2 separate regions of the Homo sapiens genome follow, and region 2 is linked to region 1. Evidence: read pairs that join two places in POLR2A ChIA-PET (ENCODE). Cell type or tissue: Caco-2. All regions are shown on one strand. Links, peaks and the distances in the headings refer to the core of each region. The heading gives the core; the rest is flanking DNA. Region 1 has its middle 76 kb from the start of EDN1. Region 2 holds the start of LOC124901260 (a long non-coding RNA gene).

Evidence for each region. Peaks named below come from ENCODE experiments on the same cell type or tissue, not always from the same donor. Only the 100,000 strongest peaks of a DNase experiment are listed, where the experiment ranks them.
Region 2: POLR2A ChIA-PET joins it to region 1 with 12 read pairs; 2 of 35 experiments call an interaction of 5 or more read pairs at or near these places.

Annotation. Positions count from the first base shown.
Region 1 is chr6:12,206,197-12,222,293 of GRCh38, reverse strand. It overlaps a transcript of HIVEP1 not described here. Among named protein-coding and RNA genes, the nearest start is that of EDN1, 76 kb to the left of the region's middle. In Caco-2, for the core only: no CTCF peak of the experiment used is centred there; no DNase peak of the experiment used is centred there.
Region 2 is chr6:12,257,776-12,273,872 of GRCh38, reverse strand. LOC124901260 (a long non-coding RNA gene) reads left to right here and starts at 8,497. Exons shown (of 3, transcript XR_007059454.1): 1 at 8,497-8,586. It also overlaps a transcript of EDN1 not described here. In Caco-2, for the core only: no CTCF peak of the experiment used is centred there; no DNase peak of the experiment used is centred there.

The DNA of each region.
Region 1 (16,097 bases), core at 7,092-12,091:
ACAAGACAGAGGCAGGCAGGCACACCCCCAGATATATGTTATTTTCTGTTTCTTTCTAATGCTTGTTGGATAGAGACTAACGACCCTGCCAGACCCCAACGCCATGAAAAATCTGGACTGCTGCCCTCTTGCACACTAAGGTGGAGTGGGGAATATTCAGCTGCCTCTTTTGTTCTCATTAGACTTTCCCTAATGTATTCCCAACTCCCTCTACCAAAATCCCGGCTCCGGCTGCTCTCCATCTGGGAGAGCAGGGTTTACAGCTGTCTCTGGCTCTGACAGTGTGGTTTTGTGACCAACAGCATGAGGGGCTTGCTGTTACATAGAATGGACTCTACTCCAGAGATTTGTCTGTGAAATGTCTAGTTGGAGGTGTAGAGAAAAGGAAAGAGGCAGAGGGATAGAGAAACAGAGAGGAGAATTTCTATGAAAGCCTTCAGCTAAATTCAAGATAAAGTGTAGAGTATGATAATGCATTTTTGCAGGGAGGGGTGTGGAGTCTCGCTCTGTCGCCCAGGCTGGAGTGCAGTGGCGCTATCTCTGCTCACTGCAGTCTCTCTGGCTCGGGTAGTCCTCCCACCTCAGCTTCCAAGTAGCTGAAACTACAGGTATGCACCACCACACCCGGCTAATTTTTGTAATTTTAGTAGAGGTGGGGTTTTGCCATGTTGCCCAGGCTGGTCTTGAACTTCTGCGCTCAAGCAATCTTCCTGCCTTGGCCTCTCAAAGCACTGGGATTACAGGCATGAGCCACCAGGCCTGTCATAATGCATTTTTAACGTTGCAAAAGAAGTGTTAGCTCTGCTTTTTCCCTTGCCTGCTGCCCTGCAATTTAGAGCTTTAATGTTCAGCATCCAACCTGAGGCCCCGCCGTCTCTGTAATTCCAAAGCCTCCTATGAATAATGAAATAGAGTAGGAGAAAGGAAAGAGAAGGTAGAAGAGAAGTGAATAGAAAAAAAATGAAGATTGGATGAAAGAAAAGAGGAGAACATGATTATAAGTGTAAGTGATGGGATAAAATTGCTGGGGAGAAAGAATTCGCTCAGATAGAGAACTCTTGTACCAAACATCTGAGAGCCTGCTAAGTGCCAGGCCCTCTGCCGGGCACTGAACGCCGAATATGCAGAGATGATCAAGAAAGACAACTTTCCTGCTTTCATAGAGTGTGCATTCTACCAAGGGAAACCAAGAATAAACAAATAAACAAGTGTATGACGTAAGGTCAACAACCGATAAGTACTGTGAAGGGAAATCAGAGTAAAAAGATAGGGTGCAATAGGAGCATGGCAGGAGGCAAAGATCTCTCTAAGGAGGTATCATTTGAGAAGGGAATTCAAGAAAATGAGAGAGCAAAGGACTTCGATGTCTGGGAAAAGGGCACACCAGGCTTAGGAAAACGGAGAGAAAATATCCAGAGGTGGAAACAGTCCTGGTGAATGGAGTGAGGGAGCAGGACAATGAGGGGGAGGGATGAAAAGGGAAGGATGGCCCAGAGAAGTGCCAGGAGGAGCCCTGGGAAATTGTAGTCAGGAGACAGTTTGTGCTTTGATTTTTATGTTAAAAAATGACTACGACACTGAAGAATGGCTAAAATAAAAGTGTTGGTGAAGATGTAAAGGAACCAGAATCTTCGTATCTTATGTGGGAATATGAGTCAATAAAGCCACTTGGGAAAATGGATTGACAGTATCTACTAAAGCTGAATGCACATATACTTTAAAATTTTTTTAATTATTTTTATTTTTTGAGATGGAGTTTCACTCTATCATCCAGGCTGGAGTGCAGTGGCGTGATCTCGGCTCACTGAAACCTCCACTCCCCGGGTTCAAGTGATTCTCCTGCCTCTCAGCATACCAAGTAGCTGGGATTACAGGCACCTGCCACCACACCTGGCTAATTTTTGTTTTTTGCTTTGTTTTATTTTTATTTATTTATTTATTTTTAGTGGAGTTGGGGTTTCACCATGCTGGCCGTGCTGATCTCAAACTCCTGATCTCAAGTGATCCGCCTGTCTCAACCTCCCAAAGTGCTGGGATTACAGGCGTGAGCCACCACGCCTGGCCCACACATATTCTTTTGACCAAGCAGTTCCACTCCTGCAAATAAATATACCCCCAAAGAGGCCAGGTTCAGTGGCTCACACCTGTAATCCCAGCACTTGGGGAGGCAGAGATGGAAGGATCACTTGAGGCCAGGAGTTTGAGACCAGCGTGGGCAATAAAATGAGACCCCCATCTCTAAATAAATAAATAAATAAAGCTAAAAATAAATAGAAAAATTTGAAAAATATACCCCAAAGAAATAACAGCTTCTGTTCACTAAAAATCGTGTACAAGAGCATTCATAGCATATTTACTCATAATAGCCCCAAGCTAAAAAATAGACCAAATGTTCTTTAACTTTACAAAGGATAAATAAATTGTGGTATATTCATACAATGGAAGATAACAGCAAAGAAAAATCACAAGGTACAGCTAAATACAAGAGAAGAAATTTTTTTCAGACCTAATGAAGAGATGAAAGAAACCAAATATGAAAGAATACATTCAGTATTTCTCCATTCATACGAAGTTCAAAAAAGTGGAGGTCATCTATCATGATAGAAGTCACATTTGTTACATTTGGGAGTTATAGACTGGGAGAGGTCATGGTTGAGGTTTCTGGGGTGCTAGAAGTGGTCTATATCCTCACAGATGTTCCACATACAATGTCTTCATTCGTTTGGGCACTATAACAAAATGCCTTGGACTGCATAATTTATAAACAACAGAAATGTAATGCTTATAGTTCTGAAGTCTTGGAAGTTCGAGATCAAGGTGCCAGCAGATTAGGTGTCTGGTAAGGGCAGACATGGATGTTGCCTTCATAGATAGAGCCTTCTAGCTGTATCCTAGCATGGTGGAAGAGTGAAAGGGGAGGTAAGCTTCGTCTAACCTCTTTTATAAGGGCATTAATCTCATTCAAGAGGGCTTTGCTCTCATGATCTAATCATCCCCTAAGACCTCACCTCTTAATACTATTGCACTGGGGGCCGGGCTTGGTGGCTCACGCCTGTAATCCCAGCACTTTGGGAGGCTAAGGCAGGCAGATCGCCTGAGGTCAGGACTTAAAGACCAGCCTGGCCAACATGGTGAAACCCCGTCTCTACTAAAAATACAAAAATTACATGGGCACAGTGGTGCATGCCTGTAATCCCAGATACTCCAGAGGCTGAAGCAGGAGAATTGCTTGAACCTGGGAGGTGGAGGCTGCAGTGAGCCAAGACTGTGCCACTGCACTCCAGCGTGGGCAACAGAGTGACACTCTGTCTCAAAAAAAAAAAAAAAAAAATACTATTGTGTTGGGTTTAGGTTTCAACATATGTATTTTGAGGAGGGGACACCAACATCAGACCAAAGCAAATGCATCTGTAAAAACTGAGTTGAACATTAAGATTTGAACCCCTTACGGAACATATGTTATACCTCAATAAATATTTCGGAAGATGAAAGGAAACAAGAAAAGACTGGCCTGATTTTCTGTAAGCATGCTGTGTAGGGTCAAGAATGGAGGCAGGGAGATCTTTAGGAGGCTGCTGCAGTAGCTTGGGAGAGGGAAAGTGGCTTGGACTAGGATGCTGGTAGGGAAGGTTCTGAAAATGGGTCAGAGTCAGGGGACATATGCTAATTTGGGATGACAAGACACGCTAACAGATTGGTTGTGGGATGTGAGATAAAAAGAGGAATCAAGGATGACTCCCAGGTTTGTGGTCTGGGAAACTAGGTGGAGGGTAGAGCTATTTGTGGACAAACAGGAGGGAAGAACCTAGAATCCTGTTTGGTACGCATGCCCATTGATATCCAAGTAAAGATGTGGAGTATAAACAGGGGTGCATATCAGTGTCCCTTAAAGGGGATTGTTGATATGCTTTTGGGAGTTACCAGCATATTCATGGTATTCAAAGCTATGGGGCAGATGAGAGCTTCAGGCGGTGGACTGTAGATCGAGAAGCGAGGTCTGTACCTAGGGGTACTCAAACATTTAGAGGCCAGGAAGGAAAAGAAGATCCAGAAAAGGAAACAGAGAAGAAGCCGCAGTGGGGAGGCAAAGGCAGGGAGAGGATAACAGGAAAAGTGCCTTGGAAGCCTAGTGAAGAAAATCAGGTGGAGCTGCAGATTCAAGGCTCAACTCCCAGGATTCAACTCAAATTGCAGACCAGTTTGAATTGGTCAGCAACAGAGCTACAGCCTCTCTGAACATTCAGAGGTTGCTGGCTCAACTGTTGCTGTAAAGTTGATAAGAACTGAGAGCTGATCATTGGATTTGGTAACATGGAGGTTATCAATGGCTTGGCAATGGCGGTTTCACTGAGTGTGTCAAAACTCAGATAGGAATGAGGAAATAGAGACAATCGGTATAGATAACTCTTGATGAGCTCACCATACAACAAAGCAGATACATGAGGAAGTGGAAGACAGGAGGATAGGACATTTTTATTTTAAGACGGGAAATATTAGAGCATGTCTGTATGCTAATGACAGATCCTGAAGAAAGGGAGGAAATAGTGATATGGGAGCAGTGGAGAAAATTAGAGTAGAAAAACCTTTAGCGGTGTCAGACAGATGGAACCCAGTGTTCAGAAGAGGGGTTGGCTTTAGACAGGATCAGAGACAGTTCCCCTTTTGTGGCAGGTGGGACGGCAGAGGGTCACCGGCAGCAGGCTGACTGATCAGGAGGTGGGAAGACATGAAAGTTCTCCTCGGGTTGCTTTTTATAGTATTGTAAAAGAAGGGGAAACGGTCATCATTTGAGAGTGAAGACAGAAGTTGGAGGAGAAAGGTGTGAACAGTTGTCTGGGAAAGAGAATTGTTTAGGGAATGAGCTGGGACTGCCTGGTAGAAGTAAGGGCACCCATGAGGTCGCATGGGTGCAGCGGATCAGTCAGCAGAGCTCTGTTATTCTCTACATTCAGTTCAGAATAATAAGAATTGGATTAAGCCAAAGACGGGGCTTTGCTAGGAAGGCTCAGTGAAAGAGGGAAGGTCAGGTGGCCACAATATATGGAAAGGAATCACTTAGTGATGCTTCAGGGAATCTAACCTGGGCAAGAAAAGAAGCAAGGACGTGAGCTGCTTGAAGGGGAAAAGGTGGGAATTCACAGGAAATAATCTGACAGCACCAGTTAAGATGAAAATAAGTATGCCCGTGGCATGGCCATGTCTTCCAGAAAAAAAACACATTTATCTGTGCACAGGGAGGTGTTCAAAAATGTTCACTGTAGCATCGTTTGAAATTGAAAACAAACAAATGGGAGAACCAAATGCCCATCAACAGAAACATGTGTTTTAAATAATGATGGTATATTCACACCGTATAATAACACGTGGAAGTGAAAATGATGAACTAGTGCTGCAGGCCAGCAGGGACGACTCTCACATTCCATCAAGAGAAAATAAAAGGAAGTCATAAAGGAATACAGTCTGTATGATCCCAGTAATTATAAGTTTAAAAGCATGCAAAACGAAACAGTATTTTGTAGAGAGATAAAAGAAAAAAATTAATGAGTGAGAATGGTAGTTATTAATACAAAGTTTAGATAGTAGTTATCTAGGGGATGTAGTTGGGAAGGCTATGTAATGGGGTTTAATGCTCTTGGTAATATTTTATATCTATAGTTAGATAGTAGATATATGACTGCTGTGTTATTCTTTATATTGTTTGTATGTGTGAAATGATTCTTGACATATTTCAAAATAATAATGATGTTTTAAAATAATGCCAATGGATTGGCAGTATCTGGGAAGTCAAGATAGTGTTGGAGTGGGCATATTAGGGAAAGCCTGGAGGCTGTAATCAGAGACAGGGCACTTAAAATGGGGATTGCTGAGGTGGTGTAGTTACAGATATTGAAAAGCCTTGAGAATATATAGCAAAGGTGTGGTGGAGAAAAAAATGAGTGGGCATAAAGGGGTCTGGGAACTGGGAAGCCAGGGTTTTGGATGGATAATTTATGTAGATGCTGAAGGATGTGAGTAACAGGGCTAGAAGTATAGCACTATTCCTAATGTAAAATAAATTGACAATGAATGTTTATCAAAATGAACAGAATTTCTTCAATAAATTATTGATAATCCTCTTCATTCTAGGTCTCTTTTTAATTTTTCTTCAGTGTAAAGTATCAAGGGTTGGTTGAACATTGTTCCACACACACACAGACACACACACAGACACACACATCTATTGGACCATTGTGTCCTTTAGTAAAAACTCAGAAGTTATTTACTTCCCATGAGGGAAATAGTTACATGTGGATGTGATGGTACGGCTGACTGTCACCTGCATGCTTATGCCTACGATTTTTTTTTTTTTTTTTTTTTGAGACAGAGTCTCGCTCTGTCACCCAGGCTGGAGTGTGCAGTGGCATGATCTTGGCTCACTGCAAGCTCCGCCTCCTGGGTTCACACCATTCTCCTGCCTCAGCCTCCTGAGTAGCTGGGACTACAGGTGCCCATCACCAGGCCAGGCTAATTTTTTGTATTATTTTTAGTACAGACGGGGTTTCACCATGTTAGCCAGGATGGTCTCGATCTCCTGACCTCGTGATCTGCTCGCCTCAGCCTCCCAAAGTGCTGGGATGCTTATGCCTACAATTTTAAATGTCAGATGAAAGCATCTTGAATGGAGAGTGAGGAGTCAATGTGATGAGTGAAAGACCACTGGATTATTTGTACTGACCACAGCACCTATTTTTACAAAAGCCAAAAGCCAAACAACAACAACGACAACAACAAATCCCACACACAAGAGCATGTATGTGTGTTGGTGGCGAGGAGGGGTTGGTGCAGGAGGGAGCATCTGGTCAAAATATATTTTAAAAAGCATATTATATAAAATAAAATGCTCAGAGGGATAAATAAGGTAGTTCTTTTCTTTCATCCAGACTTCTGATCTCCAAATGGTGATAAAGCTTTCTAGATTGGGAAATTCTCTTAATCAGGTAGTCACGGCTGGGTATGGTGGCTTATACCCGTAATACCTGCAATTTGGGAGGCTGAGTTGGGTGGATCACTAGAGTCCAAGAGTTTAAGATGCCTGGGCAACATGGTGAAACCCCTTCTCTACAAAAAACACAAAAATTAGCCGGACATGGTGGCATGTGCCTGTAGTCCAAGCTACTTGAGAGGCTGAGGTGGGAGGATTGTTTGAGCCTAGGAGGTTGAGGCTGCAGTGAGCTATGATCATGCCACTGCACTCTAGCCTGGATGAGAGAGTGAGACCCTGTCTCAAAAAAAAAAAAAAAAAAAATAGGTAGTTGTAAATCAAGGGGTACTTTGTTTCTGAAGCTCTATTCCCTGAATCTATATTTTACTACAAAATCTGGAGATAGATACTGATATGGTTTGGCTGTGTCCCCCCACCCAAATCTCATCTTGAATTCCCATGTGTTGTGGGAGGGACCCAGTGGGAGGTAATTGAATCATGGGGGCAAGTCTTTCCCATGCTTTTCTCGTGATAGTCTCATGAGATCCGATGGTTTTAAAAAGAGGAGTTCCCCTGCACAAGCTCACTTTCTTTGCCTGATGCCATTCATGTAAGACGTGACTTGCTCCTGCTTGCCTTCTGCCATGATTGTGAGGTTTCCCCGCCACAATTGGAAAAGTTTAATTTTCCAATTAAACTTCTTTCTTTTGTAAATTGTGCAGTCTCAGCTTTGTCTTTATCAGCAGCATGAAAACGGACTAATACAGACACATTTTCACCGACCATGAAGGCCGGCACCTACCACACCTTAACACACAGGTAAGCAGCATCCATAGGCTTATGAAGTCATGGGCAGGAAGGTTGGTTTGAAAATGTGGAAAGCCTCTTCACTTACCGCCAGCAGCCTCTCAATACTGGAGTTTAGGGCAGCAGATTTCTTATTGGGCTTGATCTATCTGTAATCACACAAGGTGTGGTTCTACACACCAGAGATGAAAAAAGGAGTGAGGGTACAAAAAGCTTGAGTGATTTCCAGTCCCTTGAAGGACTTAAAAGCTTTTCAAATTGATCTCTGAGCTTCAATTGCATCATCTGTAAGATGAGAGTTGACTGATCTATAAGATCTATTTTAGTCGTAAAATACATTAAATTTTAAAAACGTAACTGGGGGCACCACTGTCGAATAACCCAGGAAATTGATATATAGTATATATGGCTATGCAGACATGTAATTACAGCCGCATGATATAGGATAGTATATGATTGCTAAATTAATGATACACCCACAAGTGCTTGAAAATAAACTTTATGAGTCACACTATCTGGTATGATAAATATTGATTGCATATAACAGTTTCTTGGTAAATATTACACTAGCTTTAAAGATAGTTGAGAAAAGTTTCTAGATAAATACAGCAAAATCTTGTAGGATTATAAAAACCACTTGCTTTGATACCTCTATATGAAAAATTGTTTTATTTAATTTCTTTATTTATTTGAGACAGGTTCTCACTCTGTCACCCAGGCTGGAGGGCAGTGGCACAATCACAGCTCACTGCAGCCTTGACACCCTGGGCCCAAGTAATCCTCCCACCTCAGCCTCCCAAGTAGCTGGGATTACAGGCACACACCGCCACACCTGGCTAATTTTTATATTTTTTGTAGAGACGGGGATCTGCTAGGCTGGTCTCAAACTCCTGAGCTCAAGCAGTCCTCCCACCTCAGCCTCCCAAAGTGCTGGGATTACAGGCATGAGCCACTGCACCTGGCTGAAAAGTGGTTTTTAAGAATGCAAAAAATTCTCTAGCAACAACCAAATAAGGAAAGGGCATAGCATTATTCCATAAACATCAAAGAGTACAGTCTATGAAAAGAAACAGAAGATTCAGAAGTGCTATGGTTCCGCCTCCGGAAGAAGTACTAAGGAAGGAAGACCACTTCACATTATGAGATTCTCATAATTCCCTACCATTCTGAGAAAAGTGGACTAAGGCTGATAAGATAGTCTTGGGACAAACCAAGGAAAAATTATTTAAGGAGTAGAAATCTTCTAAAAGTAGGAAGTCAATCTGTATAGTCTTAAACTAAAGCATATACCTGTAGTTAAAAATACAGTGATCATTTATTGTAATAATTAAGTCTCCAATCTCATAATGTTTTCCACAATAATTTTCTTAAGTTTAGAAGACTCTTTGATGGTGAAGAAATGCTTAATGAAGTTTAGCAACTCTTTCAGTTTAATGTCAGTTTCTTTTTCTTTCTTTTTTTTTTTTTTTTTTGAGACAGAGTCTTGCTTTGTCACCCAGGCAGGAGTGCAGTGGTGCAATCTCAGCTCACTGCAACCTCTGCCTCCCAGGTTCAAGTGACTCTCCTGCCTCAGCCTCCTGAGTAGCTGGGACTACAGGCACGTGCCACCACACTGGGTAATTTTTTGTATTTGTAGTAGAGATGGGGTTTCAGCATGTTAGCCAGGATGGTCTCGATCTCCTGACCTCGTGATCTGCCCGCCTTGGCCTCCCAAAGTGCTGGGATTACAGGCGTGAGCCACCACACCTGGCCTGTTTTTCTTCTATCAAGTTTAAGTAAAATTGTGATTTTTTTTTAAAAGTAAGTAGCTTCTATAGAATTATTTTATTTTTAAACAATCATTTGACTTGCTGGTTATTTATATATAGATCTATTGTGATTTTTAAAAAGTAAGTAGCTTCTATAGAATTACTTTATTTTTAAATAATCATTTGACTTGCTGGTTATTTATCTATAGATCTTTCTACCCATCCATTTATCTAACTGTCCCTAACAAATAGCAGTGAGTAGGCTACGTTGCAGCACTTTTAAACAATTTTTTTTTTTTTTTTTTTTTTTAGAGAGAAAGTCTGGCTCTGTCACCCAGGCTGGAGTGCAGTGGGACAATCTTGGCTCACTGCAACCTCCACCTCTTGGGCTCAAGCCATCCTCCCACCTCAGCCTCCTGAGTAGCTGGATACAGGCTACTGCACCACCACCACTGGATAATTTTTGTATTTTTTGTAGAGATGCAATCTCACTATGTTGCACAGGCTGGTCTTGAGCTCCCGAGCTCATGCAATCCTCTTGCCTTGGCCTCCCAAAGTGCTGGGATTAAAAGGGTGAGCCACCACATAGAGTCTTTAAACAATTTTGAGAAAATATTTTTAAATTAGAAAGTTTCTAGTACGAAGTCAAATGTCTCACTTCTAGCAGAACAGAAGTTCTGACAACACTGGGACCACATTGCCACTTGGCAATCACCTACTTTACCTGAGAAATACCTGTGCCCTCCGGACGGGGCATGTCTTCTTCAGTTTGCCAGAGGTGCCATCACTCTTATTGTTCTCCCAACAAGGAAAGCATTGGTTGCTATATATCATCTTGCTTGCCCTGTAGTTTAAAAAAAATTTTTTTTAGGGTACAGAAATATTTCTCCATACCATGTGGAAAGGCTCAAGGTAGACTGAGAGGATTGAATGAGTCTCCTCACATCAGTCTCAACCACGGAAGTTCCTCTTGACTCCTGAAAGCATTTTACTTTGCAATATAGGCTTAAAGTGACATCTAGAATGATGTTCACCATGGACCAAACTAATTTTTTTTCCTTGGGGAGATGTGATTTTGTGGGATTTGTTAGTTTCTTCTTTGCTCTTTCCTGCATTACATGATATTTCTTTATGGTGAAAATGCATCATTTTTAGTTTTCAAAATCGGGCAATACTAAATATATAGACACACACATGGATGTATGTATGAATATACATATGTGTTTATATAAATATATGTATGTGTATACATAAATATCTATGTTTATGTTGTGTGGGTGTGTGTGTGTGTATATATATATACATATATATATGATGGAAAGTGGTGAGGGAAAATTATTCAAAGTACTCTTTTTTCTTTTTCTTTTTTTTTTTTTTTGAGACAGAGTCTCGCTCTGTCACCCAGGCTGGAGTGCAGTGGCGCGATCTCGGCTCACTGCAAGCTCCGCCTCCCGGGTTCACGCCATTCTCCTGCCTCAGCCTCCGGAGTAGCTGGGACTACAGGCACCTGCCACCACGCCCGGCTAATTTTTTTGTATTTTTAGTAGAGACGGGGTTTCACCGTGTTAGCCAGGATGGTCTCAATCTCCTGACCTCGTGATCCGCCCGCCTCAGCCTCCCAAAGTGCTGGGATCACAGGCGTGAGCCACCGCGCCCGGCCTCAAAGTACTCTTATAAGAGAGAGGAGTACAGAACTCTTGGAGACAGTCTATGTAGCTTCCCCTGAGTTAATAAATCAAGATTTTCCATTAGTAATCTTCAGATACACCTCTAGGGAGTCTCCCACATATATATGTAAAAGTAAATGTGACTCATAAATGGGGCATTCATTTATCGGGCATTATGACTTTTCAGGATTTCTAAAACAGCAGCAGAAAAAAAAAATGATTTTTTTTAACACCACAGAAGGAAAACTTCTTAAAAAGTGAGATCTATTCCAGGGGAAACCACATCCAGATTTGGGAGCTGTTTCTTCTTTTTTTCTGTAGAAAGACTGATGAGGAACTTCATCTGAATCTATAATGAGGTTTCAGTTAAGTTGTATTTAATCAATCTTCCTGGCAGTTGTGTTTAATTTACAAAGGTGTATCATTTCCCCCCTTCAAATTATTCAATTCAGTCCCCAGACGCTGTCTCCAACATACTGCAAGCCGGGAGATGATGAATGAGCAGAAGGAGGAAAGGTAGCAATTTCACAGCTGTTATACTTTCAAATCATAGCTTTTCACTAGATTTTTTTCTATTTTTTTAAAACATCTAACAGCATTATTGATGGCTTTTACATTATAATTGACCCTAGCAACTTTAAACTACTCTAACTATGCTGAAATAGGTAATCAATAAGGATCACAAAACACAAAAGCAACCAAGATTAAAATCGAATATTTTCAAGAAATTATCTGCTTCAAAATTATACCAGCGAATCAAAAGCTCTTTCTTATCTTGAAGGCTATGGTGAGAAACGTAGGGAGTGTTTGGACGGAGGCATAACGTGCTTTGTAATCCAGTCTTTGCATTTCATTTCTGCACTTTCTACCTTGCAGATTGTTTTATCCATTCCTTCCCTGGTTGGCTGAGGAAGGGATTGTGCCTCCCACAGGGTAAGGACTGAATCATTGGTAACTAGTAAATACTAGTTCACATGTACCATAAACTCCTTTTTCTTTTTTTTTTTTAAGACAGAGTCTGGCTCTGTTGCCCAGACTGGAGTGCAGTGGCACGATCCTGGTTCACTGCAACCTCCATCTCCTAGGTTCAAGCGATTCTCCGAGTAGCTGGGCTTACAAGCGCCCACCACTACACCCGGCTATATAACCACCTTTCTGAAAAGACAAATCTTTCTTTGTCCTGAATCAAAGTTTCCCTACAAGCTTTATCACTGCCTACTCTGCTTTTAGAGGAGTTCCTTCACTCCCACAATATATAACAAAGAGGAAAGAAATCAAACATTTTTTAACCACACAGGAATATTTTTATTTTAACCATGAAGTAATTCATATATTAATTAACATAATTAATTAAGCTATACTACATTAAGTGTATCTATGCATGTATAATGAACCAATACACGTAAAGCACTTAGTATCTGGCACATATTGCTCAATTCACATTAAGTATTATGATGATTATTATTAATATTTTCATTCAACAAATACTTCTTGAGTTCCTACTACATGTCCTGTACTATCCCTACTGTGGGGCATATATCAGTGAATAAAACAGACAAAAATTTCTGCCTTCATGGAGCTTACATTCTAATGAAGAAGTTAAATGTTTAAATAAGTACATTATATAGGGTGCTGGGAGGTGATAAGCCCTCTAGAGAAAAAAATTTTTTGTTTTTTTGAGACGGAGTCTCATTCTGTCGCCCAGGCTGGAGTGCAGCGGTGCTATCTGGACTCACTGCAAGCTCCGCCTCCCGGGTTCACGCCATTCTCCTGCCTCAGCCTCCCAAGTAGCTGGGATTACAGGCTCCTGCCACCACACCAGGCTAATTTTTTACATTTTTAGTAGAGACAGGGTTTCACCGTGTTAGCCAGGATGGTCTCGATCTCCTGACCTTGTGATATAGAGAAAAATTTTAAAACCAAGGAGGATAAAGAGTGCTGGGGGATGGTAGGAGGTGGATGGTTTGTAATTTTGAATAAGTGGCCAGAGGAGACCTGCCGAGAAGGCAAGATGCCAGCAGACTTAAAGCAACCAAAGGAAGGAGCCAGGAAGGTATCTGAAAGAAATATGTTCTAGGCAGAGGGAATGGCACGTGTGCAGAACAGCGAGGAGGCCAGAGTGGCTAATGCTGAGGGAAAACAGGCAAGAAGTAGGAGATTAATCCCTCTGCATTCTATGAAGGAAAAGGTTGCATAAACGCAACACCCACTGTATTAGTCAGATAGGGCTTCAGTAACAAACATCACAGATGGTGCACCTTAGGCCACAGAAGTTTATTTTCTCACTGTTTTGGAGGAGTCTGAGATCAGGTGTCAGCAGAGCTGGTTCATTCTGAAGCCTCCCTCCTTGGCTGGTAGATGGCACCTTCTCCCTATGTCCTCACATGGGATTCCCTCTGTGTGTGTCTGTGTCCCCCTCTCCTCTTCTTCTAAGGACGCCATTTAAACTGGATTAGAGCCCACTCCCAGGATCCCATTTTAACTGAATTATCTCTTTAAAGACTCATCTCCAAATACGATCATACTCTGAAGTACTAGGGTTTGGGACTTCAACATATGAATGTGGGGCTGGGTGACGCGGTGCAGCACGGAACACTCAGGGTAACTTTTTCTGTGGCCGCTCATACTGTGGTGGAACCGCCCTGCAAGGAGGCTTCCTTCCTACTTCGCGAGTCTGGTTATGAGACTCCAGTATCAGGTGACCCACTGCTTCACTTCCCTTCTATGGGAATTGCTTAACTGCATATACTTCCTGACTGCTGTCATCAAGGTTGCAAGGGTTCCCAGGGCTCATCACAGGGCGAGTTTGGGGTGATGAGTCAGCTGTACAAAACAAAGTCATCACCAATCTTTTCCTGAGAAATTGCTCAAAAAGGGTGAGGTGTTAGGTGCTACAAGGCATGTAGCTAAGTTAATGAAACATGTAAATCAACAACTACCAAAAATTAACTACTATTATCTATGGAAATATCAACATGAATGAAGCATTGACCAGAATAATCACTATGAACTTTCCTTCTTTCAGATAATAAATTGCTTTTTAAGAAGTAAACTGTCTATACTCTTTATTAAAATTATTTTTAGGGAGCATGGCCCTCAGAAGGTATTTCTGAAACTGGTATAGTGAGTGACACAGCTGAATTCAAAGCAAGGTCTGATTCTTCCACATCCATGATCCATAAATCTAGATTTTTTTTTTTTTTTTTTGAGACAGAGTCTCAGGCTGGAGTGCAGTGGTGTGATCACAGCTCACTGCAGCCTTGACCCCCTGGGGCTCAAACAATCCTCCAACCTCAGCCTCCAGAGAAGCTGAGACCACGGTCATGTACCGCCACACCTGGCTAATTATTATTATTATTATTATTATTTTGTAGAGACTGTTCTTGCTGTATTGCCCAGGCTGGTCTAGAACTCCTGGACTAAAGTAAGCCCCTTGCCCTGGCCTCCCAAAGTTCTCGGATTTACAGGTGTGAGCCACCATGCCCCGCCAAATCTAGATTAATTGTGAGGTAGAAGGTATCAGACCTTCTGCTGGTGGCCCCGCTGGCTTCTGAGGCTGTTTCACAGCAGTTACAGGGAAATTTGACAGGTATTTCTAGCACAGTGTGTAAACTGCAGGAATTCAATAGCAATTATAGGTCCTTTTTTTCTATTATTAACATAGGGAATTTAAATAATCTAGGAGAAGAGATCAAGGTTAAGAGAAAATATTGTGTGATCATGAAAATTATATTTATTGAACATTCATATGCCACTATACAAACATTTAAAAAATGAATAAAGATGGTTCCTGACAAGGTCTTTCCAATAGCTAAATATGGTTAAATCCATCTTCAGCAGGCACATTACTTTTCATCATATATGCTAGGGAAATCATTTGCAGGAATTAAGATCTTAGGCTGAAATGAAACTATGCAACGGGCAATCAAAACGAGGTGCCTCACCAGACGACCCAGGTGCCAGCAATCTTAACTCATCAGGAATGATTTGTCTGACTTAAAAACTCAGCAGAATCAGAACAGATTTTTTTAAATGCTTCTGAAACTTTGATGTGACATTTTTTCCATAGGATCCAATTTCCTCGTGTTGTATTTGATCAATGTTGGCAACCCCCTAGGTTTATTAACAGACAGTGTTGACAGGTTAATTACAGGAGGAAATTAGCACACATCAGAGACCTAGGTGATCACTCCTACTCGCAATCACCCTTCATTGTAAGTGACTTGCTGCAGCTTCTCACCCACTCCTGGGGCAAAGGGTTTGGACAACATAGAAACTGCACAAAACCCAGCTGCCTTCCCTAGGGAAGGAGTCTAGCACTGTGTCTTCACTAGACATTTGGCAAAGGCTTCTTTGAGTGCATAAAATATTGAGGATAACTAAAGACAGCATTCTGGTTCCCTAGGACTGCCATAACAAAGCACCACAGACTGGTTGGCTTAAACAATATAAATGTATTATTTCACAGTTCTGGAGCCTAGAAATCTAAAATCAAGGTGTTTGGAAGGCCACGCTTCCTCTAAAGATGCCAGGGAAGGAGCTATTCCAGGCCTCTTTCCAAGCTTCTCAAAATTCCTTGGCTTGTGGCAACATAACTCCAGTCCTCATGTGGCATTCTCTCTCTCTTTCTCTGTCTCTCTCTTTCTCTGTGTGTGTGTGTTCAAATTTCCCCTTTTGGATGGGTGTTGTAGCTCACGCCTGTAATCCCAGCACTTTGAGAGGCTGAGGAGGGAGGATTGCCTGAGTTCAGGAGTTCAAGACCGGCCTGGCCAACATGGTGAAACCCTGTCTCTACTAAAATACAAAAAAATTAGCCAGGTGTGGTGGCGGGCACCTGCAATCCCAGCTACTCAGGAGGCTGAGGCAGGAGAATTGGTTGAAATCAGGAGGTGGAGGTTGCAGTGAGCTGAGATC
Region 2 (16,097 bases), core at 4,190-9,189, 54 kb before region 1:
GGCTCTATTTGTGCTTCTATATTGTACGCTGGAAGACTTTCTACACAGTTCTAATTCTCCAGTATCTCTGAAAGGAAAGGCACTTACTGAAACTCAAAGACAGTGCCAGAGTCTCACTTGAATTGTATGAGTCCACTAAAGCCTTTCCTATGGTCAGATGAATTGGGGTGCTAGCTCACACTTCAGACATCTGTGGATTCCTGAACTACTGTTAGGACTAGGAACTTTGCAGGTAAACCATAACTGAAAAAAAAAAAAAAAAAAAAAAGTCCTGCCTACAATTCTAGTGCATCTCTCATCAGTGTTTAAATATATCCTTTTAAAAGGAAAAAAAAATTGCTGAATTTGGTATTGTCTTAAATTTTCTTTACTGTTATAGCTCTTGAATATATGTAAATCATCCAAATGATTTAGAGTATATATACAAATACATTCATTGCCTTATTAAAATTTTTAAGTTCTGAGAGAGACACTGTGCATCTCTCCCTTTGCCCTTCCTCCCTATCACTGAGAAAAGACCACATTTCAGAAAAATTATCCTATCCTAGCCATAATACCTACCTGCGGTTCCATGAATGAGTCATGCTCTCCCATCTCACAAACTTTCCACGGGCCTGAAATGCATTTCCACACATCTCTTTGCTGGCCTAGCCCCCACTCTCTATCAGGACTTGGATTGGATGTCACCTTTCCTGGGGAGGCCTCCTCTGACCCCCTTTCCCTTAGCACCGGGCAAGAGGTCCCTCCTCTGTGCTCCCAGTGCACACCATGGGTTCCCACCTTAGCACCTGCAAGTCTGTAGAGTCGTCACAATTTACTTAGTGCTCATCACTGGGCTGGGAGATTTTGGAGAAGAGGGACTGTGTCTTTCCTGCCTAGATCCCCATTAGATCAGTGACAGCAGTTCCAGGACATTGATTAACACCTGGAATAGCACCAGTCCCATGTGTTCTTCCCTCCTGCTCTGCTCTAAACACTTTCCCTGTTATCCCAAACTCTTTCTGTCCACACCTGACATTCCATTTTGAGTTTTTGGAGTATCTTCTCCACTTCTTTTCTCTTTCAAGGCTATCTTTGACACACATATTCCTTAAAGAGTATGACTCAGCTGGGCGCAGTGGCCCATGCCTATAATCCTAGCATTTTGGGAGGCCGAGGCGGGTGGATCACCGGAGGTCAGGAGTTCAAGGCCAGCTTGGCCAACATGGTGAAACCCCATCTCAACTAAAAATACAAAAAAAAAAAAAATTAGCTGGGCATAGTGGCGCATGCCTGCAATCCCAGCTACTCCGGAGGCTGAGGTAGGAGAATTGCTTGAATGAAGGAGGTGCAGGTTGCAGTGAACCAAGATCACACCTTTGCACTCCAGCCTGGGCGACAAGAGAGAAACTCTGTCTCAAAAAAAAAAAAAAAAAAAAAAGAGTATGACTCAATAATTATTATGTAAACTTATTTTGCATGTATGTAAGTGTGAGAAGAAGTCGCATAATTAATTTTTCCTCACTCCAGCTCTTCCTATGGTCTCTTTATTTTCCTAACCAAAGCTCAAATTCCAGCTTCTCTGCCTCATCACACCACTCCTCACCCTATATCTGAAACAATGAGTTAAAAAGGTAGCCCTGGTTTCTGTGTTCTCTTCTAATACTAGTGAATTATCTAGAAAAAAAATTTTATCAAGCAGTGACCAGTCTCTGAGTCACTGAAAAAGAAAGAGAGGATTCCCTTAACCTTACATTATGGTAGCCTTACACCATCTCAACTGTATTTTTTATGTAGACTTTTGTTTCTGTTCTCCAACTATGTATTGTCCTGCATTTCTCCAACTTCACCTTCTTCTCTCTTTCTAGCTTAGTCATTTATGACATTCTTAAAAAAAAGTTTTTGGATTTGGGGGCTTTTTGAGAAAAATATCAAGTCACATACACAAGAATTTCTATTAGACTATTAGCAGATTTCTCAAAAGAAACCTTACAAGCCAGAAGAAAATGAGATAATACATTCAAAGTGTCATTACAATGTCATGTATAATATTATGCTCAGGAAAGCTATCTTCAGAAATGAAGGAGAAATACATTTTTTCTCAGACAAGCAAAAGCTGAGGGAATTCATCACCGCTAGACCAGCCTTACAAAAAATGTTTAAGGAAGTATTCCAATTGGAAGCAAAAGGACAATAATTACTATCATAAAACATATGAAAGTCTAATCTCACTGGTAGAGGTAAATTTATTATCACATTCAAAATACTTCATTACCATAATGTTGGTACATAATCTTTCATATCTCTACTGTGAAGTTAAAAAGTCAACATGGTCGATGATAAGTCTAGCTACAATAAGTTGTTAGGGAACACACAATATAAAAAGATGTAAATTAAGCAGCAAAATTAAAAATTTTAGAAGGGATAGTAAAAGTCTAGAATATTTGTATGCAACCAAAGTTTATTATTATCAGCTAAAAATAGTCTATTATAACTATACAATATTTTATGTAAGCCCCAGAATAACTGCAAAGAAAAATATTACTGCAGATACACAAATGAGAAAGAGAAAGAAATCAAAGTTTATTACTACAGAAAATCACCCAAACATAAATGTAGCCATAAGAGAGGAAGAAAGAGACAGAAGATAAACAAAACAACCGGAAAACAATTAATAAAATAGCAGGAGTAAGTCTTTACATATCAATAATAATCTTGAATGTAAATGGATTAAATTTCATAATTAAAGTATATAAAGTGGCTAAATAGAGTTTAAAAAAAAAACAAGTATGTGTTGCCTGTGAGAGACTTACTTAACCTGTAAGAACATACATAAACTGAAAGTGAAAGGATGGAAGCTCATATTCCATGCAAAGAGAAACCAAAAGAGAGCAGGAGTAGTACATATGACAATTGTAAATATATGTGAAACTAGCAGTTGAGCACCCAAATGCGTAAAGCAAATATTATTAGATCTAAAGGGAGGGAGAGACCTCAATACAATGATAGTAGAGGACTTCAACACCCTGCTTTCAGCAATGGACAGATCATCCAGACAGAAAATCAACAAAGAAACATCATATTTAAACTGCACTCTAAACCAAATGTACCTAACAGTCATTACGGAACATTCCACCCAACCGCTACAGAATACACATTCTTCGCAACAGCACATGAAACCTTCTCAGGATAGATCATATGTTAGGCCACAAGCCAAGTGTCAAAAAAAATTTTTAAATCAAAATTATGTCAAGTAACTTTTCAGACCACAGTGGAAGAAAATTAGAAATCAGTAACAGGAGAAATTTTGGAAAACATACAAATATATAGAAATTAAACATGCTCCAGAAAGACCAATGGGTCAATAAAGAAATTAAAAAGGAAATTTAAAAATAATTTAATACAAATGAAAATGGAAATACAATATACCAAAACCTATGGGATACAGCAAAAACAATTCTAAGAGGGAAGTATATAGCAATTAACATCTATATGAACAAAATAGAAAAATCTCAGATAAAAACCTAACATTGTACCTCAAGAAACTAGAAAAACAAGAACAAACCAAAGCCAAAATTGGTAGAAGGGAATAAATAATAAGGATCAGAGCAACAATAAACAAAATAGAGAAAAAAATTAAAAAGATCAACATAACCAATAATTGTTCTTCTGAAAAGATAAACAAAATCAACCAATCTTTAGCCAGACTAACTATGAAATAAAGATAAAAGCCAAATACATAAAGTCAGCAGTGAAAAAAGAGACATTAGAACTGATCCTAGAAATACAAAGGATCATAAGTGACTTTTATGAAAAGCTAAATCTAGAAGAAATGGTTAAGTTTCTAGGTACATATGCTACCAAAATTGAATTATGAAGAAACAGAAAACAGAGCAGAACAATAATAAATAACAAGATTAAATCAATAATAAAACATCTCCCATCAAAGAAAAGCCCCGGACCAAGTGGCTTCACTGCTGTATTATACCAAACATTTTTTTTAAATGAACATCAATTCTTTTCAAATTACTCCAAAAAATTGAAAAGGAGGTAATTCTTCCAAATTAATTTTATAAAGCCAGCATTACCCAGATACTAACACCAGAGAAGAACATAACCAAAAAAAGAAACTACAGGCCAATCTCCCTGATGAACATGGATGCAAAAAAAAGTTAACAAAATACTAGCAAGCTGAATTCAACAGCACATTAAAAAGATCACTTATCATGATTATGTGAGATTTATTTCATGGACTCAAGGATGGTTCAGCATACCTAAATCAATAAACATTATAGAATCAAGGACAAAAACCATATAATCATTTCAATTGATGCAGAAAAAGCATTTGATGAAATTCAACATCTCATCATAATAAAAACTCTCAACAAATAGAAATAACAGACCTCAACACAATAAAGGCCATATATGACAAACCCACAGTTAAATCATGCTAAAGGAGGAAAAGTTTAAAGCTCTTCTCTAAGATCTGGAAAACGACAAAGATGCCCACTTTCGGCACTTTCATTAAAAACAGTAATGGAAGTCCTGGCAAGTACAATTAGGCAAGAGAAAGAAAGGTCATTCAAATTGAAAAAGAGGAAGTCAAACTGTGTCTGTCTGCAAATGATATGAACTTGCATATAGAAAAACCTAAAGACTCTATCCAAAAAACTTTTAGAACTGATAAACTAATTCATTTAAGTTTCAGGATGCAAAATTCAACATGCAAAAATCAGTAGCATTTCTATAAAACTATAAAGAACTCCCTAAAAAAGAAAGAAAGGAAGCAATCTCATTTATGCTAGCTACAAAAATTAAGATACCCAGCAATAAATTTAACCAGGGAAGTGAAAACTCTTTACAATAAAACCTGTAAAATATTGATGATAGGAATTGAAGAGGACACAAATAAATGGAAAGCGGTCTCATGTTCGTGGATTGGAAGAATTAATATTGTTAAAATGTCCATACTACTCAAAGTCATCTATAGATTCAATACAATCCCTATCAAAATACCAATGATATTTTTCACAAAATTATATTTCACAGGAATAGAAAAAGTTGATCCTAAAATTCATATGAAACCAGAAAAGGCTCCAAATAGCCAAAGCAATTTTGAGCAAAAAGAATAAAGCTGGAGGCATCACACTACCTGACTTCAAAATGTACTACAAGTCTATAGTAACCAAAACAGCATGGTACTGGCATAAAAATAGACACATAGACCAATGGAACAGGATAGAGGATACAGAAATAAATCCACACATTTACAGCCAACTAATTTTTGACAAAGGTGCCAAGAACACATATTGAGGAAAGGACAATCTCTTCAACAAATGGTGCCAGGAAAACTGGATATCCACATACAGAAAAGTAAAACTAGACCTCTATCTCTCATCATTACAAATATTAACTCAAAATGGATTAAATACTTAAATGTAAGACCTAAAAAGATAAATCTACTAGAAGAAAACATAGGGAAAACATTTTGTGATATTTGTCTGGGCAAGGATTTTTCAGACCTCAAAAGCATAGGCAACAAAAGAAAAAGTAGTTAAATGGGATTATTCTGCATCTAGAATGGTTAATCCTTTCCAGAAGGCTTTCCATTCACTTTGCCCAGATCCATCAGAGGAATCGCTGTCTATGGAAGCTATGGCATTATAAAATGAGTTTCTTAAATTATAAGGCTTGAAAGTCAAAATTACTCCTTGATCCATGGGCTACAGAATGGATGTTGTGTTAGCAGGTAGGAAAACATTAATCTCTTTGTACATCCTCATCAGAACTCTTGGGTAACCAGGTACATTGTCAATGAGTAGTAGTATTTTGAAAGCCATTTAAAAAAAATAGGTCTAAACGGTGAGCTTAAAATATTCAGTAAATAATGCTGTAAATAGATGTACTGTCATCCAGGCTTTGTTGTTCCATTTATGTGGCACAAGAAGAGCAGCTTTTAGCATAATTCTTAAAGGCCCTAGGATTTTTGGAATGGTAAATAGGCATTGGCTTCAACATAAAGTTACCAGCTGCATTTGTCTCTGACAAGAGTGTCAACCTGTCCTTTGAAGCTTTGAAGCCAGGCATTGACTTCTCTCTAGTATGAAAGTCCTAGATAGCATCTTCTTCCAATAGAAGGCTGTTTTATCTACAGTGAAGATCTGTTGTTTAGTGCAACCACCTTCCCCAATGATCTTAAGTAGATCTCTGGATAATTTGCTGTAGCTTCTACATTAACGCTTGCTGCTTCACCTTGCACTTTTATGTTATGGAGATAGCTTCTTTCCTTAAACCTCATGAACCAACCTCTGCTAGTGTCAAACTTGTCTTCTGCAGCTTCCTCACCTCTCTCAGCCTTCATAGAATCGAATAGTTAGGGCCTTGCTCTGGATTAGATTTTGGCTTAAGGAAATGCTGTGCCTGGTTTGTTCTTCTACCCAGACTACTAAAACTTTCTCCATATCAACAATCTGGCATTTTGCTTTCTTATAATTCATGTGCTAACTTGAGTTTCTTAAATTATAAGGCTTGAAAGTCAAAATTACTCCTTGATCCATGGGCTACAGGGACCTTTAAACCATAGCAATTATAATAGTAACATCAAAGATCACTGATCACAGGTCACCATAACAGAATAATAATAATTATAAAGTTTGAAATGCTGGAAGAATTACCAAAATGTGACACAGAGATAAGAAGTGAGCACTTCTGTTGGAAAAATGGTGCCAATAGACTTGCTCAATGCAAGGTTGCTACAAACCTTCAACTTATAAAAAATACAATATCTGCGAAGGGCAATAAAGGAGAGCACAATAAAATGAGGTATACCTGCATGTACAATTATGCATTAATTCAAAACAACATTTTAACAATATATTGCTGGATTTGGTGTTGTCCTAAATTCTTCTTTACTATAATCACTCCTGAATATATGCAAATCATCCAGGTGATTCATGGTACACACATATTAATTGCATTAACAAAAAAGAATTTTTAAGTTCTGAGAGAGACACTATACATCTCTCCCTTTGCCCTTCTTCCCTACCACTGAGAAAAGACCGCATTTCAGAAAAATTCTACTCCAGCCATAATACCTTCCTGTGGTTTGACGAATGAGTCATGCTCTCCCATCTCACAAACTTTCTGCAGGCCTGAAATGCATTTCCACACATCTCTTTGCTGGCCTAGCCCCCACTCTCAATCAGGACTCTGCTTAGTTGTCACCTTTCCTGGGGAGGTCTCCTCTGACCCCCTTCCCTTAGCACCAGGCAAGAGGTCCCTCCTCTGTGCTCCCAGTGCACACCATGGGTTCCCACCTTAGCACTTGCAAGTCTGTAGAGTCGTCACAATTTACTTAGTGCTCATCACTGGGCTGGGAGATTTTGGAGAAGAGGGACTGTGTCTTTCCTGCCTGGATCCCCATTAGATCAGTAAGAGCAGTTCCAGGGCATTGATTAGCACCTGGAATAGCACCGGTCCCACTGTGTTCTTCCCTCCTGCTCTGCTCTAAACCCTTTCCCTGTTATCTCAAACTCTTTTTGCCCACACCTGACATTCCATTTTGAGTTTCTGGAGTATCTTCTCCACTTCTTTTCTCTTTCAAGGCTATCTTTGACACATATTCCTTAAAAGGTATGACTCAATCATTATTAGCTCCTCTTTCTTCCTTGATGTTTGTTCTAAACTTATTTTGCATGTATCAAAGTGTGAGACAAAATCACGTAATTAATTTTTCCCCACCCAAGCAATTCCTATGGTCTCCTCAGTTACCTAACCAAGGCTCAAATTCCAGCTTCTATGCCTCATCACATCTTCCCCCACACTGGCTTATCTCTGAAACAATGACTTAAGAGGGTGGCCCTGGTTTCTGTGTCCTCTTCTAATACTAGTGACTTCTCTAGGGAGAAACTTTGTCAAGCAGTGACCAGTCTCTGAGTCATTGGGAAATAAGGGAAGGGTTCCCTCAACTTAACCAGGGTAGCCTTGCACCATCGCAACTGTAGACTTTTTCATGTATACTTTTGTTTCTGTTCCCCATTCATGTATGTTCTGCATTTCTCCAAATTTATTTTCTCCTCTCTCCCTAAATAAGTCATTTAGGACTGGTAAAAAATGAGTTACTACCATGGGACTAAACAACACATATAACTAAGACATCATTGTTATTTGAAGGGAAAGTAAAACAAAATGGATCGTGTGTGAGTTTATTAGGGCTGCCGTAACAAATAATTACAGACTGGGTGTCTTCAACAACAGAGTGTACTTTCTTACAATTCTAGAGCATAGAAGCCCAGGATCAAGATGCCAGCAGGGTTATTTTTCTGAAGTCTCCTTCCTTAGCTTGTAGAAGGCCACCAACTCCCTCTATCTTCACAGGGGCAACCCTCTGTGCATGCACATGTCTGGTGTCTTTCTGTCTGTGTCATAAACTCCTCTTATTATGAGGACACTAGTCACTGGGTTAGACCACACCCTGATAACCCCATTTTACCTTAATTACTTCTTTAAACACCCTATCTCAAATGTAGTGGCATTCTGAGGTGCTGGGAGTTAACCCTTCAACAAATGAATTTGAGGAGGAAGAGGACACAGTTCAGCCCATAGCAGGTAGATTCTTATTTTCATTCCCTTAACAAATTCAGAAATTATTACATATCAGGCACATATCGCTTGGCATTGGACAGGTATAGTACAAAGCTGTCTACAACCTGTCAAAGCTAACAACAAGACCTCCACTTGCTGCTGGCATTTCGGAAACTTCTTCAAACCCTGATTTCATCCTTGGAGCCTGCAGCCATACTCCATCCCATATTCATCTCTGACTCTGCAATCCTTTTGCACTTAACATCAGGCTAAATGGTGTAGACCTTTATTCTCTTTTATGTGTTGGACTTGTCTCTTCAAATAAATAGAGAGGGAACAGCAAAGTGGAGGATATGGCTCATAAAAGAAATCCCCAATTAAGAAATCAAGTGACCTGTGATATCAAATTCTAGTAAAAAAGATCCATTATTAATATTATGAATTTGTGGGCAGAGAGGACTGTCTTAGTCATCTTTTGCTTTCTTCATCTCCTCCTACTGCCCAGTTCATCTTCTCTAGTTCTCCCCATCTTCTGGCTCTGAGAATATCTTCATGCCACGCCTTCTGTCTAGAGCAAACTTGTTCAACCCATGGCCCATGGGCAGCATGTGGTCCAGGATGGCTTTGAATGTGGCCCAACACAAATTCATAGACTTTCTTAAAACATTGAGTTTTTTTGCAATTTTTTTTAGCTCCTCAGCTATCGTTAGTGTTAGTGTGTTTTATGTGTGGCCCAAAACAATTCTTCCTCTTCCTATGTGGCTCAAGGAAGCCAAAAGATTGGACACCCCTGGTCTAGAGCACTCTCTCTTCAATTCTTTCCCTTCCAACCCACTTACTAGATTTAAACAAAAAATTCAAATAATATTCTCTTATATATCTGCTCCTATTATTTTTGGAAAAATGATTATTCTGTCCTTCAGAACCATTATCTGAAACCCACTTTTCCATACCTACTTTAGTCACCTATAAACACTGAAAATCAGAGAGGTTAAGAACTTTATTTCATGTCTATACAGTTATTGTAGCTAAAGATTCAAGCCAGAGTTGCTCTCTCTTAGACTCCAAGCTCCTAGTCACAACCCTTGCTACCATCTGTACTGCTTCAGGTGCCTGGATTTCTTCTCTTACTAGAGCCATTGGGATCTTGATGAGCAAAGACCTACCCATAGGAAAAATGAGAATATTCGTACTATTATGAAAGCTTACATGCCTATTAATTTTATATTAGGAATTACTCTTCATTCTTCACTCAGCAAAACTCCTTGAGTATTACAGATAAAAATAGTTGTATTGGTAGAATGAAATTTTTTTCTCAATGGAAATAATTTTAAACATTTCAGTGAGGTTCAAAATAACAATTCATGAACTCAAACAAGTTTTAGGAAAGCTAGACCTTCGTGATCTTTAGAAATCAAGACAACAGAAGTATCACTTAAAATGCAAAGGTTAGTTGACAAAGACAGTTTCCAGGAAACACATTCCTTTCTTTTTTTTAACAAGGAACCAGAAAGGATAAAGAAAATGATACTGAAATTAAGAAGCCACTCAGAAAAAGAAAACACAGGAGAGAAATGTGAGGAGCCTCAATTTTCATGAAAGATGTCCAGAATAATCCATTTAACCCTCTCTTCCACGATCTCATTGTGTTTGTGTAACTCCAGGCCAAGTATCAATAACATCCAAGTTGATTTATGGTGGTGAAAGGTTTTTCCGTGAGAACTCTGATGATGGAAGTCAATAAATGAGTATTAGGAAGATAGAAGTCTCTCTACAAACCCAAACTGGTGGGGCTAGTTTATGTCAAAGGAATGAAAAATGAGGCTGGTCTGTGAATGCCTAGTACCCTGTGTGAAAGCCAAGCTAAAAACCAGATCTTGGGTGAATTTTTATTCTCCATCAAAAATTTGCATTTGTACACCCACTTTTTGTAACAGATTCTTTTTATGCTAACTCCTCAACGAAGTTGCTTCTACTGCTTTTGAAGACTGGACAGTGTTCCCTATATTTACCCAAAATTGTACATTTAGCAGGTGAAATTTGGAAACTCAAGTGCAGCTACCTAGAAATCTGGAATGAGATCACAAGCTGGCTTAAAAGTATTTGAGATTCCCTGAATCTTCTTTGTCTGTCAGAATATTCAATACATTTTCTTTTATCTGTGTGTTCCATTTCTCAAAATTTGGGCCAATAAAATATTTAAAATGCAAATATTTTTAAGATGATAGAGCTGTCTTCACAGTTATGTGTCCTGCTCTAAAGAAAATGTGCACATTGACTCCTTATAATTACCCAGAAATAAGAAAGCACATGTAAACACTCAGCTTCCACAACACCACCCACTTTGAATTGTGCCCTAGGTTAAACATAAACATTTGGAGAACTGGGAGAGTAAAACACTGTCAAGTGGTTAATTGAATTTTTTTTTTTTTTTTTTTTAAACAGGGTTTTGCTTTTATCACCCAGACTGGAGTGCAATGGCGCAATCTCGGCTCACTGCAACCTCCCCCTCCCAGGTTTAAGCGATTCTCTTGCCTCAGCCTCCCAAGTAACTGGGATTACAGGTGCCCACAACCACGCCCGGCTAATTTTTATATTTTTAGTAGAGACAGGGTTTCACTATGTTGGTCAGGCTGGTTTCGACCTCCTAATCTCTGGTGATCCACCCGCCTTGGCCTCCCAAAGTGCTGGGATTACAGGCATGAGCTGCCGTACCCGGCCTTGAAAATTTTTATGTGTCTACTTACAAACCATAAATCATTTTTATTTCCTATTTTAGTTTGTTTACTAATTTACTCTCACTCTTCCTCGAGTCCAAAGTCAGCGCCACTCCCAGCAGATTTGTGCTTCAGCAAGGGAGTGAGATCTACTCTCTGGGAAGCCAGACCTGCATCTGGTCGACCTTGACTCAAAACTCAGCCAAGATTTCACACAGTCCCGGAAGGCTCCCACACAAGCCTCTTGCTCCCTCAAGGCAAACAACCTGGCCCAGGTTTCTTGAGCTAATACTGCATTTTCTGTCTTTTGTTGGTGTACCCCAAAGCCTCTCTCATCTATGCTTTTACAAAAAAGGAACAGATAATTCCAAATCCATCTTCCCTACCACTTCATTCCCTTCAAGGCGTTTATTCAAATTACTTAGCCATCAGGTTTTCCCAAAAATATTTGTGCATGAAGTCAACCTCAAAAATGCTGATAGGCCTATGGCAATTAGGTGTACCTGAGATAGTTGAAACAATAGTTTGTGGAGGTATCTTCCCTAGTTCATTCCGAAGTTTCATTTGAAATGCTGGGGCTGCCAGTTCTGTCCCATTTGTTCTGTTGATGCCTTTGCTCTGTACCCCTCAACTCCCAGAATTTCTCCTCCCTAGTTATCTAAGGGACTAATTCTGGCGACCCCTCTCTCCATGTCTATAAGTCTCCATTCCATTGAGAGCAGCCTGACCTTTCTGTGACACATCCTTCCCCTTTTGACCCTTCCTTTAACTGTAACCATATGTCTTCTGGAAACCCTGCTCTGCTGCCAAGGAGCTCAGAAATTTGCAATCTGTTCTTTAAATACATGCGCCGCCGCCTCATCCCAGGTGAAACCTGGATTTCCCCTGATGACGTAATTCCCCTCATAATTCTCAACGTGCATCTACTCATCTCCCACACAGCCTTTCCTCAGCACCTTAGCATTAGGGGAAGTGTTCTGTATCCCCTGTGTGAATATTCAGCCTTTATTTAATAACACCGCTTCCCTTCCTTGTCAGTTTCACATCCTTACCTATTCCCTACGCCCATTCATCCACAGCTGCCCTCTTTCTCATTGCTTGGGAGCAGCACAACCATCATTACATTAAAAAATCAAGCACCTGTTACCCATCTGGAACATGCATGCTACATAGGGTTGCCCATGTGCACAGGCACACTACAGCAATTAATTCCACCCTTGAGATTTCGGAGCGTACCTGTTTGTATCCTTCAATTTGCAGATTCCTTTGAAAGCAGACTCTGTTGGCTCTGTTGTGGACTTGCTTGAATCACATGGTTCTCTTATTATACTTCAGTTTTAGTCGCTTGAAGATAGCTACTTTTCTCTTCGAGGTGTTTCCCTGAAGCAGATTTCAAAAGTGCTCTACCAATGAATTTTAATGAATCTAGAGTACTCCACAATCTACTAACGACTCACAAATAACTGGGCACTCAAGTTACTTCCACTTTTTCACATAAACATCATTACAGTTATCATCTTTGCACACAAATCTGAATGACATTTCTGATTATTTTCTTAGAAGCAATTTCTAGAAGTGAAAAGTAGGGTCAAAGTCTTTGAATGTTTATAGCTTTTGTCATATAGTGACAACTTGCTTTCTAGGGTGGTTGTAACAATTTATACTCTACCAGCACTGTTTGAGTGTCTCACCACTCCCTCTTTTCATACAGCATTTCAACAAATCTTTGCAGAGCAAGTAGCCAAGATTGGTGCAAAAAGATCTAGGTTTATGGAACAGTGGTCTAAGTCCAGGAGATAATTTGCTAACACACCTGATATAATCAAGAGTTTGAAAAAAACAATATGATAAAGGCAATTAGTGCTATAAAAAAATAAAGGCAATCAGAAACTCCAGAGGGACAGGGGGGCAAAAGACAGTAAAAGGCATATAATCGTAAAACATTAGTGAGTTTCGCAGGGAACAATATTTATGTGGTTATATGACATCAGTGATTTGAAAGTGATATAATTACATGGGTAGAATGGGAAAAAGAGGAAGGTATGCACTGAGAGCTGAAATTTCATTTGTTACTGCAGAAATCAATATCTAAGGTATAAAACTGATAAAACAGGAAAAGCAGTTTATGTTTACCACTCACAGACATGAAGGTAAATATAAGAAGCAACAAAGTTAAGTGCTTGCTTTCAGAGAATTGAACTCAGAGTAGGGAGGAGAAGGCAAGAAGCTTGATTTTCATTATGAGATCCTTTTAACCATGAGCTCCTTACTTTTGATTTTAAAATTTTAACAGTATTCTAAAACATGGAGATTATTTGAAGTCTTCACCAATTTTTAAAAATGGTATGACCTTGAATAAGTATTATTATCATAAATCTATCAGAATGTCATATTTTTGTCACTTGTCTGTGTTCTTTACTTAACAAGAACTCTTACTAATTTTCTTATTGTTTTTTAAGAGTTTTTTATATATTTGTCTACCATGTTTGCTAAGAAATATTTTACCCAGATGTTTGTTTGCTTTCTATTTTGTTTCCGGCATGGAACAAATGTACTAAATAAATCAATTTTTACCTTTTTTTGTAGAGAAATTCTCAAGTCACCAGTATTTATTTCTATAGGGTTAATTATTTTACTTTAAAGTTTTTAGATTTATCTTGGTATCTTATTTGTTTTCTTTATTTAATAAATACCTATATAAAGCATATTTGTGTCAGGCACTACTAGAAGCTCTTATTAAATATTAACTCAACTAATGGTAGATGAAAGAGAGGAGGTTCTTGATTGTTTCTCCCTAAAGAACTAATTATCCTTAAGGTATTTACAACAAATTCCTTCCCTTCTCCATAAGTTTGTAATATATTTCTATCTATTTTGTTTGAGAGCTATCTTTCCTTTTCTTTCAGTAAAATCGTACCATTTTACTTAATGTTACTTTGTAATATAGTGTCTATCTGAAAGATTAATTTTCTTTCCATCACTTTGATTTTTAAAAATTAGCCACTTTTACCCACTTATTTCTCTAGATGATATTTTGATATTTAAGCTCTAAAATAAATTCTGCTGGAAATCTGACCAGGAGTTTGTTAAACCAACAAATTAATTAAGAAGTATTTACATCTTTACAGTGCCAATTTTTTTCACTAGTAAAAGTTCTTTCTTTTTATAATAATCTTTCTAATTATTTAAATCTTATTTTTTATTATTTAATATTATTAATTATTTAAATCTTACTTTAAATCTCTATGCTGCTAACATTTTAGGTTGCTAATGAATGCTCATTAATTCTAAAACTATTCCAGTTGATGCTTATAGGTTTCCTAGCATTATATTTGTGTCATCTGTAAATAGTATTAATTTTATGTCCTCTCCTTAAGGAATTATACTTCATTTCTATTTCATGATTTAATGCATTAGCCAGTATTTTCAGGATACTATTAAGTAAAAGGACAGTGACCATACAATTTAAAGAAATACAGAAAGGCCAAATGTTAAGAATTAATATTTAGCCAACACCATGTATTGTCAACATAAAATAAATGACAGGAATATATAATTAACCCAAAATTTATCATAATTATATTATGAATTATAGTGATCATTATAAATGTCATTAACATTTTTAGTAGTTTAATTTTTTAAATTTGATGTTATGGCTGAGGACAGGAAATTCCATGGCCCTGTTAGTCACTAGATTGCTCCTGTGGGTACCATGCTGCACACAGATGATGTTGAATGAATGCTCAGTTTCATCATGGTGTTAGGGAGCTGTCTTGTCTAGCTCTATCAAGATAGGCACTGCTGATAGAGATAGAGATGTTGTCAGTGGGCTTTCCTTTCTCTCTAGCAGTACCAAAGAAGGGAAAGACACTTTGTTTTAAACTGCTAGCCTTGAAGATTTGGTCAATGGTGATGATGCAGTTCCACTGATACAGCCTCACCAATGTAAGGTTCACACACGTTGAAAGGAGATGCTTTCCGAATACTTTCAGAATCACGCTTTGGATTTTCACCTTCACTTATACTTTGATGTCTAGTATATTTCACATTTAAATAAATCCTTTGATGAAAATATGTCCTCAAACCTTTGATCTAGAAATGTTGCGACTGAATGTAATTGGCTTTTTTTTTTTTTTTTTTTTTTGAGACATGATCTCACTCCGAAACCCAGGCTGGAATGTGGTGGTGCAATCACAGCTCACTGGCAGCCTTGACCTCCCAGGCTCAAGCCATCCTCCCTGCTCAGTCTCCTGAGTAGCTGGGATTATAGGCATGTACCGCCACACCAGCTAATTTTTTTTTTTTTAAAGATGGAGGTCTCACTATGTTGCCCAGTCTGGTCTCGAACTCCTGGCCTCAGATGATCTTCCGGCTTTGGCCTCTCGGTGCTGGGATTACAGGCATGAGCCTCCACACCCAGCCAGCTTTTCAAATAAAAGAATAAGGTCTGATTTTCCCTCTGCACCTCCGCTTGCAATTATACTAATTAGTATACACTGTCTGTATACTAATTGCAGCATTTCTTCCAAAGCAGGGTGATAGGAGTATTTTAATAGTAGTAATCGTGTCAGAATTATTTGCACTCCTCATGTGCAAATATGTCAGAATTATTTTGCACTCCTCAGTTTGATTATTACTTGAGCAGTTTGCAAAGAACAAACTACTTTCTCTGAAAAAATAGTTGGTGGGTAATACGCCCTGCTAGACTGGGACGACTGGGACTATTATCTGCAGCATACAATATTGAGGCTTTATTTTGTTCGAGCAGCCTTTTTACATGTGAGAGGGGCTTCCTTATCTTTTATAAGCATGACAAAC